Regions from separate parts of the Homo sapiens genome. Here region 2 is linked to region 1. Evidence: read pairs that join two places in POLR2A ChIA-PET (ENCODE). Cell type or tissue: PC-3. All regions are shown on one strand. Each heading gives the region's core, and the rest is flanking DNA. Links, peaks and the distances in the headings are about the cores only.

Region 1 (7,771 bases), core at 1,358-5,357:
TAAATTAATATTTTAAATATATAAAACAAGCTAGCCTCAAAAGTGTAAAGAAGCAGGATGACTCCCCAGTTATTTAGTGACTTCTATAAAGTTCTCAGACTTTTTCAACACATATAGCAGTCAACTTGATATATATTTAAACATCTTTGAGGCTTCTTTATGGTTTTAAACGTGTCCGCTCCAAAATTTATATTAAAACTTAACCCCAAATGCATCAGTATAAAGAGATGGTGCCTTTAAGAGGTGATAAGACCATGAGGGCTCTGCCTTCATTGATGGGATTAGCACCTTGTAAAAGCATTAGAGGAAATAGCTAGGTCCTCTGTCCCTTTTTGCCTTTCTGTTACATGAGGCACCTACACTTTGCTTTCTGACGATGCCGCAACAAGGTGCCATCTTTGAAGCATAGTGTACTTTCACAAGACACTGAATATGCTGGAGTCTTGGTCTTGAAGTTCCCTGTTTCAGAACTGTGAGAAATTTCTATTATTTATATATTATTCAATCTAAGGCATTTCAATATGGCAGCAGGAAGGGACTAAGACACTAATTTTCATATAGGCACCAATTTTCATATAGACACCTCTGCATTCTTTTCATTAAGCTTAATATGAGGTCCATGCCACCCTCACCCCACAGAAATATCAATTTGGAAAACTATCCACATACACAAGTATCTTCACAAGAGCTAAAGAAACCAGGTGAGAGATCACAGTACCTGGTTGTGGAAAAATAAGAAGAAAAGAATCATTGAAGAAGGAAGGAAGGGCAGTTTTACATGGCCTGTCCCCAATCCCAGGCAGCAAGCCCAGAGAAAAATACTGACTGCCTGGGGAAAGCAGGGGGAAGTGAACACAGGACTTTGCTTGGTCCCAGACACTGGGCCCACCACAGTAAAACTCAGTACCAAGCTGACCCCATGGCCCGATATTCCAGACCAGTACCTGTGGACTAAGACTCCAGAACCGCCAGGTGGAGCCATATAGCCCCTGGCTTCCGGCTTGCATGACAGACTCAATCAATCTCTCATGTTTTATGTGTCTGAAAATGTCTTTATTTAAACTTTGTCTTTCAAATATATTTTTTGCTGCATAAGGATTTTAGTATGATTGCTTTCTTTTTATATTTTAAAGATATTAATCAATAGTTTCCTATTTTGTGTTATTTCTAACCAGAAATCTGCTCTTACATTTAACTTTTTTCATCTTCCTTGAATGTGTTTTTCTTTCTCCATTTTTGACAGACATTCTATTTTTACTTGTTTTAAGCAATTTGGTTAAGACGTGTTTTGTTACAGTTCCCTTTATGATTCTCGTACATGGGATTGGTCGTGCTTCTTAAATTTTTGTATCTACAGTTATAATGAAATTTGGAAAATTTTGGACGACTATAGCTTCAGATTTTTTTTGTACACCTCCACCTTTATGGAAACATTATTATTAGGCTGCTTGAAGTTCTCTCTTTGTCACTGATTTCTATTTTTAGTATTTTCCCCCTTTTGTTTCACTTTGGATAGTTTCCATTGCTGCATCTTCAAGTCCTCTATTCTTTTCCTCTTCAATGTCTTTTCTACCATCATTCGTTCCTGCATATTTTCCATCTGATTGTCCTATTATAGTTTTCATCTCTAGAAGTTGAGTTTGAGTGGAACTCCATCTCCTCTACTCTGAGAAACTGCCAGGATTTTTCTAGATTTTATCTTTGGGCTTTGGTTATTGATTTGCAGAATTTTTGTATATTCTTTATATAAATTGTTCGTCAGGTAAGCACATTAAAAATACTTTTCCCAGATTGTATCTTACCCTTAAATTTTAATGTATTTTAAGAAATCATGATAAAACAATAAATTTACCATATGAACCTCTTTTAAGTGTACATTTCAGAGTTGTTAAGTATATCAATAAGCATATTCATGTAGTTGTGCAACAGACTTCTAGAAATGAAACTGTATAACGATTAAATACTAATACTCAATCCACCCTCTCCCCCTCCCTTGGTAACCACCTTTCCACTTTCTGTCTTTATGGTTTTGCTTCTTTAGAAACTTCATATTAGTGGAATCTTAGAAGATTTGTCTTTTTCTTTGACTGGGATGACTTAAGCTTTTGTCAAATTATTTGAAATACCTAGTGAAAACATACTACATGTAGGTACACTTAGATCACCTTACACATTTTTCATTATGTTTACTCTCTGGCTTTGAAATCTAATGCAGTGACAAATATACATTATATATTGCTATAATTTATATGTATTTCCTGCTTATAGTTTAAGACATTTTCATGCATCTTCCTTGTTTAAACTTTTATTAATATTTTAAATAAAGCAAAACTTGCTATGTGTTTTATAATCAAGGAAACTGGCTTGTCTACACATTTATTTGTCTCTTGTTTTATATGCAATATCAAAGTAGTATTAATTTCTTCATGTAATGGAATATGTCTTGGTTATTATTCCTATGTAATTATGTTTATCTTTCCTTCAACAGAAACAGGGAATAATATAAATACAGTCATGCACTGCATAACAACATGTCAGTCAACAACGAACTCCATATATGACAGTCACCCCAGAAGAACATAATGACGCTCAACAATTCCTACTGCCTAGTGACATCTTGATAATTCTGACCTGGTATAGGCCTAGGATAATGTATATACTTGTGTCTAGGTTTTTAACAAAAAAGATTAAACAGTAAAAAATAATTAAAATATTAAAAATAAAAGCATTTTTAGAAGTAAGAATATAAAAAATATTTTGTACAGATGTAAATACGTGTGTTTTTTAAGCTAAGTATTATTACAAAATGTCAAAAAGTTAAAAATTTTATAAAATAAAAAAGTTACAGTAAGCTAAGTTCAACATATTATTAAAGACATTTTTAAAAGTAAGTTTGTGTAGCTTAAGAGTGCAGGGTTTACATAGTTGACAGTAGTGTACAGTCATGCTTTTGGCCTGCACACTTACCACTCATTCATTGGGTCACCCAGAGCAATTTTCATTCCTGCAAATTTAATTCATGATAAGTGACCTATACAGGTGTACCATTTTTTATCTCTCATATTATATTTTTACTGTACTTTTTTTGTTTAGATATATATAAATATACAATTCTTACCATGGTGCTACCATTACCTACAGTATTCAGTGTAATAACACTTTGTATAGGTTTTTATTCTAGGAGCAATAGCCTATACCATACAGTAGGCCACACCATCATGGTTTATGTAAGTATTCTCTATGATGTTTGCACAATCATGAAATTGCATAAAGACACTTAATAATTATTAAATAAAAATGAATCAAGATGGTGGGGTTTTTGTTTTGTTTTGTTTTGAGACAGGGTCTCACTCTGTCAGAGAGACTGGAATGCAGTGGCATGACCGTGGCTCACTGCATGCTTGACCTCCCAGGTTCAAGTGATTCTCCCACCTCTGCCTCCCAAGTAGATAGGACCACACGTGCACGCCAACACACCTGGCTAATTTTTTAAAAAAATTATTTTTTGATTTTGGTTAAAATATCTACTATTTTTTAAAGATGTGTAATTTCTGACTACCATATGTTTTATTATTTGTAGAACTTAAAGATATTGTCACATTTCAAATACATATTTTTTGTACTATTCATGTAATCAGAAATTTTATTTTAAATTTAACATTCAAAAATAAATAAAAAACATCATTTAATAATGTTAAACTACACAGGCAATCAGATAAAACAAACAGTATAAATCAGTACATTAGAGATCTGATTACATATTTTTGTTTGTTAAACATATGACTCCAGGGATCTAAGCATCACCATTATTTGACACATTGGTCATCTGGAGTTGTCATGAGTTAGCAAACCAAAAATTCCCAGAGTTAATTTTACAAGCCTCAGTAGTTTGGGAAGTCTTGTCTCATCATTTTTTTTCATAGTTCTAACATTTATCACAGAATACAATTATAATTGTTTATTCACTAAAGCAAAACACAACCTTAGGAGAAATACAAGAGTTATGACCTGTATAATTAAGAAAAGAATGATGTTCCGAATAAATAGACAGGAGAATTTGACTTATCCCAAAACCCACAGTTTCTTCTTTAATCAATAAGTAAGTAACAATGAGAATAGTCTATATTTTCAACAATTGCTACTTTAAAGAATATCAAAAATTCAGAATCCACCAAGTTAATAAAACTCTAAAATAAATGAGTACATCTAAACCTGAATATTTTTATATTATAATACAGTAAAATAGTCAGTAAAATAATACAGTAAAATGACTATTTTACTGTATTATAATATAAAAATATTCAGGTTTAGATGTACCCATTTATTTTAGAGTTTATAATATAATACAATATTATTATACAAGTCGAAGATGTTATTGATGAAAATTCATGTCATACGCCTATGGTATGCTAAAATAAAGAGGCAATACTTTCAGTTAATATCTCTCTGTATCTTACTATCTCTTTCTGCTTCTCCTTTCCACACTGTCGGTTTTATAATTTTAGCAAGGCATGTAGTTGAGGTGAATTTTTTATATTTAAGTAAACTCTTGCATTTGTTTGGTGGAAAAATCTGATAAGCAGATAGGAAAGGAGGGTAAATTTTATAAAGGTATGATCAAACCAATAAGAATGATTAGCAATATTAGACAAGGCAACAAACTAACAAAAACGAATAAACACCAGCAAGAAACAAGAAGACAAATTGGATATCTTCTACAAGGGGGACGAAGTAGAGAGAGAATTGAAAAAAAAAAAGTGAAATAATAGAAGTCAGAACCATGGAGAAATCCCAGATTTGGTGGTCTGCCTCTGCTAATGTTGCTAATAACAAAAATGAATTTTAGTAAGGAATGAATATTTGGTATAAACTGCATAAGAGTGTGTGACAGTTTATGTGGGTGTGTGTTTGGTGCTATGTCCTTTTTAAATACTTACTAGAATTTACCAGTAAAGATACCCAGATCTGGTGGTTTCCTCATTAGAGGAAGTTAACTACAAATTTAACTAAAACAGCAACAACTAGGGCTATTCACATTCCTATGTCTCATTGGGAGAACTTGAGCACTGTCCTTTAACATGGTCAAGTTACTGGAAAATCTTTGATTGTGGCAGGATTGTATCACAGGTTTGCTAGGCAGGATTCCAACAACACAACAGCCTTCAGTTTACTAATAATTCTGTTCCACTGTTGAGGTAATACTCTTCTGATTATTTACTTGAAGTTCGTTGTATTGTGTATTTATTTTCACCTGGCATGGTAAAAATATTCTATTTCTGTGAGAGCGCCAGGAGTTGATTCACCTACTTCATTTGGGTGGCTCCTTTCCCGGCCTTGGCAATGTTCCTTATACCCATGTGCTAATTACTACTCAGATAGAGATTCATGGGGCATCCTCTGAAACTCTCTACAGAACTTTCTCTTACAGCTCTGTTATTTGTTCTTTGTCTGTAATCTCTAGACACCTTTGCCTCTCGAAACACCGAACTCGGTCTCTATAAGTCACTGAGCTGAACCTGCTTTCTTCTTCCCTGTCCTGAAACGTATTAATCACCTCTAGGTTGTGAGCTTGGTGAACAGGAGGGCTCATCTTGTTTATTTTCACTTTTATCAGGAATTACTTTTCTATGATGTCTGCTATCCAGTGTCTGAAAACTGCTGTTATATATACATATTTTTCACTTCAGCCTTATCCTGCTGAATTCAGGTTCTACTCCTAACAAGTTCTCCTCAATGTATAGCTTTCAAATGGAAGTGACCTTCAGAAAGTTTGAGAGTTCATAGGATCCAGAAGTTTCACATATTTCCCACTGTAATTGTGCCCTGTCCTTGAAGATGAAGCCTCTCTTTATTGGAGCAGCTATTCTCAGCTTGGCTTTCCATGCTTACTAGAAGGAGCAATGGTCTCTCAAATTACATGGTAACTCTTTGTTGTAGATTTGTGAGGCTATCATGAGTCACTTTGCCTTCCTTCCTGTTTCTGCTGAACCGTTGATAATAACCTAGGGTTCTGATTGCTTTTAGTGGTTTGACCCACATGTTTGCATCATTTGGAGTGCACTGGGGATACTTACTTGCTTAATTTTGTTATAAATGTATGTTTTACAATATTTTTTACTATAGTTGTTTAACTTGTTTTCGTTTGGAGAGGAGTTGAAGAAACTTGAGGAAATTTCAAAAACTGTGTCACAGAAGCTATCTTCAGAAGATAAAATTTCTCTTTTTCTCTCTCTTCTTGTTTTTCTCCAAATGTTCTATTTTTTTCTGAGTGTTCGAAAATAAGTTGCAGATATTTTGACACTTCAACCATGAATACATCTGCATAGATATCATAAAATAATACCATTAACATTATAACTGAAAATCAAGTATAGTTCTATAATGATAATGTTGTGTAATTAATATACAATCCATACACAAAGGTTCATAATAGTTCCAAAAATGCAACACACACAGAGAAATACAACAATTATGTTTCCCTATTCAAGAAATAATGGAAGTTGCCATTGTGTTTCCTATATCTCTTTGATCCCCTTTGACCCTTGGGAATTTCTGTTTGTCTGTCTTTATATCATTGATTCATTGGCATTATTTTTTATAGAATGTCCCACATTTTAGAATTATCTGAATGTTTTCTTATGATCCGAGTCTTTTTATACACCTTTAATAGCAGTGACTAATAATGAAGTTGTATAATTCTTACTGCCTCAAATCAGCAGACACATGATGACAGTTTGTATTCAGACGGTGTCTAATTTTCTATATGTTGCATAAACTGTGTCTTAGCTCCTTATTTTGTATGTATATTTTTTCTCTGTTATTGGAAAATAATTAATGCATTGATACTTTTAAACACTGTGAATAAGCTATGCCTCAGTATCTTTCCATTTATGCCATTAGCTTCCATTTATAATTAATACACTAATTAGTTATTGCATTGTAATTTGCAAAATGGTGGGTTTTCAGTCTTTCATTCAACATGAATTAATTGGCTCTTCTGAAAAAATAGCTTTCTGCCATTTTTCATTCTTTCTACCCCTCTTTCTTTTCTTTCTTCTCTTCTTCCATCCTTCACTCATTGCTTTCCTCTTATCTTTTTCTTGAGTATTTCTATGAGCTTATGAGTAGATATGTGAAAAATAACTAGATCATTTCCTGCTAAGTTTAAGAAAAATAATTAAATGCCCTTTATCTCTATCATTGCAATGAGAATATTGCAGTGAAACTATTAGGCCATGCAAATAGTAAACAAAACTCCATAAGGAATTCTTTTTTATCTAACAGTTAAAATCAATTTTTATAAAATTTAATATACGTCCCTTTTAGTCTCAACTTGTTTTTAATCATATCCTTTGGCTTCTCATTATTCATATCTCTACTATTTATCTAATTATTTCTACAGATATTAAAATAAAATAAAATAAGAAGCATACAGTCAGATTATAGAAGTTAATTAGGTATTAAAGCATAAAACATTTATGGATGCCACAAACAATTATGGATGTCATTAATAGAAAAGAAAGAACAAGGTTGATCATGTTGTGTATAAGTATCATAGTGAAGATAACAGGGGATGTCAGGTATCTAACTTTTATATGAAGGGTAAAATAGCCTTATAAAATAACATAAATAATATATAGCAATTAAATAACTGTGTGTTGTTAGGATGATGGAATGTACCTGTTAACAGTGACATGTAAATTATTACTGAAGAGGTTTTTGGTAAGAATAAAATGAAAACAGAGAATATCTTCACAAGAAAACAATGTTA
Region 2 (7,771 bases), core at 1,711-5,710, 520 kb after region 1:
GGCTTCCCAGTGAGTTTCCCTGAGTTCATGGCAAGTTGCATGGTAAGTCAGAAAGCAGAATTCCAACAATGTCCTTAGGCTTTCCTAAGCATCTCTGCACAAGGTTTTCAGTTAATTTAATCAGCACAACAGAGGATTGTTCACTGCTTGGTTGTCCTAACTTATGGTACCTCCATGACTTTCCCATCCAGTAACTCAAGGCCAAAAACTCTTCAACACAGTCTGAAATTCGGGTTCTGATTGGAATTGAAGGAGCTTTTTCATTTGTTTTTCTTTGTTTCCTCTGTTTCAGCCCTCAAGAGAGTGGTTCTTCCCTATATTTGATATTCTTTTATTCATTAGTGTTCTTTTAATAATTCACATTTAACCTGTAGTTATTATTTACATGTTAACTTTTCTCTGTCAAATTGTTGTATGGTTTCTATCGCTTGACTTCCCTAAAAGATACATGCATTAACACAGAAAAACAATTAAATTTGACACTAAACTATTTCAAAGTCAGACAATGATCAGATCACTAAGAATAGCCAAAACTATTATTTTACACTCTTTTCTTGTTGCTATCTGCTTTATGCAATATCAGTATCATTCAATGCAATTTTTTAAAAGGCAGGAATATGAAATGAGAAGGAAAAAACCTTCAAATAAACTTATTTTTTTCAACACTGAGATCAAATACACGATTATGGATCAGAGTGCCTTCCAGCTCTGAGGATGTGGCTGTCCTGTTTTTAAACGTTGGCCAACTCATTGCTCAATGTATTTTCTTTCTTGTCTGGAATACACAGGTTTAAAAATACATCTGCATCTAATTTTAAATGTGTACATATCTTGTATTAACTTTTAAAAAGCAATTAGTCTCAATAAACCGACCTATTTCAATCATAATGATATTTCCATTGCTTTACCAGTTCTGGTCTTTTAACTTTTTAACACTGAGCCTTTTTTTTTTCTTAGTTTGATTCCCTGAAAGTTCATTAATAGAGAAAGAGTCTTTAAGAAACAAGTAATATTTTAAGACAGTAATTTGGGAAATTAGATATGGAATTGATGCTCTTAAATGTAGTAATCAGACCATTCTTTGAAAGCTTAATGATGGATTCAACACATGTTAAGCATACAAAATCACAAGAATATACAATAATATATGTTTGGCAAAAGTTCTAAAGTTGGGAAGAGTTGTTAAAATTTTGATTAGAAAATAATTTTTTGTATCCCACAAATTAGTACCAATCAGTAAAGTTGAGAATGGGATGACATTAAAATAGTGACAATTAACAGCTTTTTTATATGAAGTATATATAAGTATATATATGAGGTCTATATATTGGATCTACCTCAATAGTCACAACAACACCTTAATGGAAGGTAACTTTCTTACTACTCTTATAGGTGAAGAAGTATAGATTTGTAGTTCATGCAGTATGTCCAAAGTCACACAATTAATAAGTGACAGAGGGATGGTTTAAAATCAAGTTATTTAAACTTACAGTTCATATTATTTATATTTAACTTATTGGTTTAAAAATCAAGTTAGTCCATTTTTCTAAATTTTAATAAAAACTATTCACAAATATATTTGCTTTATATTTATAAAAATGATAAATATGATTTCAGGTAAAGAAAAATTGAATCCCTTAAATTACTCAGGTTTATTACAAAATTAGATATATTAAAATTACAATCAATATTCCAAAAATTATTCAATGGACAGCAATAAAAGAAAGAATAGAGAGATATAAGAATGGGAATTTTCACTGATCATTTTCTATATCCACCCCAAACACTATATCATGTAAGCTGGAAATGCTAGTCTTTGAAATATTTTAAAACAATGTTGAATGATTATTAACTTTTTCAGATTATGTTTGCTTGTGAATAATAGAGCTTTATAATAAAAAGATGTAAACAAGATACATTTTATTTTTCTTCCAGGACTGCTATAACATTTCTACCACATAAAGTTCTTAGCAACTTAGGTTCCATTTCTTGAGCTTGATGGGTGACATCATTCTGACAGTTAACATCTTGCCAGTTGGGTTTTCCTGGAATCAACTCGGAATTAAAGATGGGTGTGAAAGAAATTTATTAGCATTTACTCTTAGGATATATGTCTTAGTAGGAAGGAGAGGAAGCAGCACTGAACAGAGGATAAATCTGGCTGCAAAGCTGTTACAACAAGGTCTCTTCTCACAGTACAGGGAGCTCTGTAGCTATAATAGCTTTTCAGAGTTGTCCAGTGTTGGATCAAGAGGCTGGGGCTTTCTACCCACATTAATCGCTCACTAAATGCAGGGTGCTATGAAAACGTGGTGGGATCTTGGTCAAGATGACTTACGTCCTCCCAAGAGAGCAATACTCTAAGGTGGAAGGATAACTCCTTCTTCCTTGACGAGTGGCTCTGAAAGCACAACTCTGAATCTACTAGAGACCCTGTGGTCTAGTTTCTAATTTCAGACAGAAACAAGGAGAAAGTATGAATGAGAAAGTATTGTACTGAAATTTTTATAAAGTTTAAACTGTAACAAAATACTTCTACTTATATATTATTAGCCTGAACTTATTATTATAATGATCCCTCTTAAAATAAGAGATTATAAATATGTATTTATTTACAATACATTAAATTTGTCCAGCTGAAAATTGGAGAGGGAATTTATTAAAATAGATGAAAGGTGTGTATATAATAAGAATTAGCTCTATTTGGTACATCATAGAAACAAGAATTCTGAATCAGAGTGGAAATAACTTGCCAGGGTCAGATGTCCATTTATTAAACTCCTAATTGCACTAGCCTATGTCTATTTTCTTTCCACTACCAACAATTACCTTTCTAAGGTAAGTAAGATGAATGTATGAACAACTCAGTTTCTAATCAATTACAGTAAGTTACATATTCAAAGGGAAGCTACTGGGAATACCAAATAAATGCTTTCAAAATCATGCAATTATATCGTACTGCTCCTATTTAATTACAGGCAACATCAATATTTTGATGTAAGTAGGCAATTCATTTCCTCTTTCATTTCATATTTGAGATGCTGATGCTCAGATAGTATCTGACAGCACATAATCTGATAGTAAATAGTAAAATAATTCAAGCTGCATACAAATGTTATTTTTTATCTTCTTTTAAAATTATTTCATTTTTTTGCTTTTTCTGAAGACCAAATGATCAAAAATATTATGTTTTTAAAATTCTTAAATAACAAATTCATAATCAATTTTATTATACTTTAAATATCACATCGTGTAATACCCAAATCTTGTTAAGACTATTTTAAATCTAAAGATGTCTGGTGCAGAACCAAAATTTTTGATAGAATATAAATCTGTATACATTAGAATAACTAAAATTGTAGTTTATTGTAAATGTGTAGAAAAATATCACATAATCTACGTATGAGGAGTGTCATAAGGTTAGTCTTACTCAGTTTGTCTCTAAATTGAAGGTTGCTTTAGAGATAACAGCCAAATTCAAACACTCATTTTAGTGCTTCAGCATCCATGTTATTTTGCTTCATTCTATGTATCGTTTCCTTTTTTGTCTTTCTTGAGTGAGATTTTTTTTTTCTCTTGGTACAATCAGCTGTGGCCAGAGGGAATAAATTTACAAAGCTAAGAAGGGGCAGGTTCTCTGTAATTGGAAAACCATCCATAAACAAGTTCTAGAAGAAGTAGTTTACATTGCTGTATTATATTGCTATATTTTATTTCCGTCTACTTTATATTGATTAAATGATCTATTGTTAATTAGTTAAATTCTGCGAATAATTTCTAAATGTATTTAGAAAATAGAAGATAAAGTACTTAGTGAATGGAAACAAAACATATTAATATGAATAAAATCTGTCTAATTAAAGTAAACCGTATTCAGCTCGAGTCATGTGTGTGTTTACAGATGATTCAAGTTATTCCCAGTAGTTATGTTCTATAAATTTGGCTGAGCACTGAAGGAGTAAATACTGAAGAGTGCTTGTGGCTGGAATAGAGGTTAAGGGTCCTGTGAGACACCCATGACAACACCTTTGTCAACCAATGAATGCATAACCTTGTTTAATGTGCATTTCTTTTAAAAGGCATCTTATTTAATAAATATTGGTGATTCATTAACATAGAACTGGCCAAAAGCATTATATCTCATACCTCAATGTAGCTTATTTAACAAAAACATTTCCCCTTAAGGCATATCACAGCCATTCTGAGCTTAGGAAAAGTAGATTACACTTCAGTACTATACTCAGAGTCCACTTTAAACAGGAAAATCACCAACAAAAAGCACAAAAATGCAAAAAAATGTAATCCTAAATGTACTTTAAAAGGACCCTTGTTTACAGTATGAGGACTAAAACAAAAAGGTAGAGCACTGCCTTGTTTAGCTTCAGCTGGGAACTGTGTGTCAGGTGACTAAAATTGTTCAGTGCTGTCCGCATATCCATGAATGATGGTAAAAGCACCAGGTGTGTTGATTTTGGGGTTACACATAAATGTTAAACTTGTAAAACTGGCATATTTGCAAATACAGAGTCCATAAATACTGAGGATTTTTTAAACATATACACATTACTTTCTTTTAAAATAAAACATGTGTTACCCTAAATGTTTATGCCATATCAACATGATGGACTAGTAATATTTTTCAGTAACATACAGATATGGGCACAAAAAGTTTTACATCAATTTATCTATATACTTACCCCTTAAAAAGTCCTCATGAATTTAATTAGTAAAAATAATTGTTTTCTTATATGTTAAGACGTTTGTTATAACATAGAGGAGTAGAGTTTGACCAATTCACTCCAAATGTTGAGTGATTTTTTTATGTACTTGAAAAACAATTTATAAGTAACAAAATTTTCTGCTAATTGGAGTGCTAGCAAATGTTGGAGTTACACTTGAAAGCAAAAATGCAGTCCTTACTACTTCATATGTGCTTGTCTGAGACTGCTTTTATTAAGTCTAAGATGAGACAAGATTTGAGTTTAAAATTACATAGACTAGCCAGACAGGCAAACTAAAAGAAGACAGGAGGCAGGGAAGTTGAGAGGGGTCTCAGAAAGTTACTAGCAGGCATTCTCTGATTCTGTTTTTCTTTGCAGGTTTGTGATTGGTGACTTCACAGAAGGTTTTCAGGCACATGCTGAGAAGTCTAATTAAGAGAGTTATCTCCATTTGTGCAGGCTTGAGGGGGTACTTCAATCAAGTAGAACCTGTTGAAGTGTGAATAGGACGAGCAGGGGAAGTTGAAGTGTCATCAGGAGAAATAAGTTGGCTGTCGACCAAGAAGTGTCACAGGACAACTTTACTCTAGCAAAAATGTCTCCAGTTTCGTAAGAAGAGTTGGGGCAGAAAGAGCTTTTACCAGCACACTGGAAATTAATCTGTTTCTCAGGAATAACTTACAGAGCCCTCAGATGCCAGTTAGTTCAAATGTCAATTTATTATTTTGCAATGAGAAGGCAACTTACTCTTCTCATCTGAATAATATATTTTCTCCACTGAGGATGGATTTCCTTTAGATGTTGACACATTTTTCAATAATTGATTGATAGTCATAAAATCTAAATAAGGAGAAAATTTTAATAATAAATCCTGATAGTCTGATGCATGAATATTCTCAGTAGAAATATTCCTGCCTGCAGAATGAGGTAAGCCATATATCTCATATATCTTCACATCTGGCTACAGAAAACTGACAGTGACATTATTTGTTTCTCCAACCTCATTTTTTCTCTCTCTCTCTTTGTATTACTGACTAGTTCTTTTAACTGATCTATTTTGGAAGAGTATCTGGGAGTATTAATAAAACTATCCTTATAAACTTTATAAAATTAACTATTAACCAGGAAAGAAGGAAGGGGGAGAAACCAAAATAAACCAAGCTTGTAGCACATTCAGCAAATTGATCATTAGGTCAGCTTACTTTCTAACTCAGTCTCTCATAGTTAGTCGTTCAGTGCCTATTGCCTCAGAATCATGCAGACCCTATCATAAGAGTATAGTTCTTCTTAACTGTTCTGTAGATAACAATGTGAACTTTATGAAACATTAAGTTTCCCCTTTGAGAGATTCTTTCACGTCCTGCATACCAGTGAAACTGCGGATGTCAGTTGGTCTGAAGGACTCTGTGGACAACAGCTCATCTGAAGGACCTCATTGATGCCAGCTGGTCTGAAGGACCCAGTAGGAGCTGACGGACCTAATAGTGAAGTTTCAAAATCTGGGTGATTTCATTCTCCTTACCCTAACCAATCAATGAACTCAATTTTCCAGCCCCTTTCACTCTATGATCCTATTTTAAAAATCTTGGCCCAGAAATCCTTGGTGAAATGAATCTGAAGGTCTCTTCCCATCTCTTCCCTAGGTGTCCTGCAATCATTAAACTCTTTCTCTGCTGCAGATCCTTCTGTCTCAGTGTATTGGTGTGTCACTGCATAGCAGGCATATATATGACCTATTGGTCCTACAGCGTTAATATGCAGTTTTATCCCAAGAACTTGGAGGTAAGTTAACCTGTAAAAATAATAAATCAGGCAAACCTGATGCCACAGAAATAGTTAGCAATCTGAAAATACAGCAATAATTTATCAGTGTATGCTAGGTAGCTTGGGAAGCCTGGAATTAAAAATGATAGTTTTCTAGCAGTAACTTGATGAAAATTTATTCAGGGAGTATGTCACAGTTACATTTTGTTAGCTAAAATTTGACCTTTTCTTTCTTGTTTTTTTACTTTTATTTCTTTAAGAGATTGTATGTTCACAGCATTGGATTAAAATCCTGGTTCACAACTTATACCCATCATTGCATTGTGCAAGATTTTATGTGTGTATCTATATGTGTATGTGTATGTGTGTATGTATGTATGTATATATGTGTCTGTCTATTGATCTATTGATCGATCGATTGATCTATTAATTTAAAAAGTACCATATAGCGGAATGTTAGAACAAAGACAATAAGTTAACTTAATCACCATGTGGTCATTCCCTATTTTCTTTTCTTCATTCTCCCTCTACATTTATCTTTATTATAAATCTTGTGATCATTTTTTTATATACATAATTTGAATTATCTATGTAGAGGATAAAACTACATGTGAGATGTTTCCACTATACCTGTGAAGAAATCCACAAAGATTCAATTTCCTCTAGTATTGAGAGAGAGCAGCAGAGCAAGCAACTGGGTGGGAGTGTTGAGCCCAGTTTTGCTTAGAAACTCCATAAATATCTTCTGATTTCAAGCTCACCTCACAATCTAATAAATATACAGCAAGTTTCCAAGTAAATTGCCTAGAGATAAAAATGTTCTAACAGCTTTAAAGTTTTGTCTTATTAAATGTTTGCATTTTTCATTATAAATTTAACAGATATTGTCATTATAATTTGGCATGCCTTGTAGCATATTTAGAAGAGAATACACAGAGAGTTCAATTCTTTGAATATTAGTGCTGGAAATGCAATTGTTGTGTTGAATGCTTGATTTGAAATTAAAACATTTTTCAGAGAATTTTAAGGAAAAAAATGAACATACTAGAATTATTTTTCAAAATATTGCTAAAAAATAAGAATTAAGAGCCAAAATATTAAATAGCCTAGGCTTCAGGATTTTAATCAAATCCAAACAATGTCACTTAAAAGTTATATATGCCTTTTAATTCACATAGCAATAATATTTTAATCACTTTACTGATGTATGTTTGACATAAATAAGGCTCTCTATATTTAATATATACAACTTGATTAGTATAGAGGTAAGTAAACACCCATAAAAC

The links. Peaks named below come from ENCODE experiments on the same cell type or tissue, not always from the same donor. Only the 100,000 strongest peaks of a DNase experiment are listed, where the experiment ranks them.
Region 2: POLR2A ChIA-PET joins it to region 1 with 5 read pairs; 1 of 35 experiments calls an interaction of 5 or more read pairs at or near these places.

What each region holds. Positions count from the first base shown.
Region 1 is chr13:86,566,363-86,574,133 of GRCh38, forward strand. No RefSeq gene overlaps it. Among named protein-coding and RNA genes, the nearest start is that of LINC00430, 340 kb to the right of the region's middle. In PC-3, for the core only: no CTCF peak of the experiment used is centred there; a DNase peak (open chromatin) is centred at 3,829; H3K27ac peaks cover 2,456 bases.
Region 2 is chr13:87,089,602-87,097,372 of GRCh38, forward strand. No RefSeq gene overlaps it. Among named protein-coding and RNA genes, the nearest start is that of LINC00430, 180 kb to the left of the region's middle. In PC-3, for the core only: no CTCF peak of the experiment used is centred there; a DNase peak (open chromatin) is centred at 3,990; H3K27ac peaks cover 1,153 bases.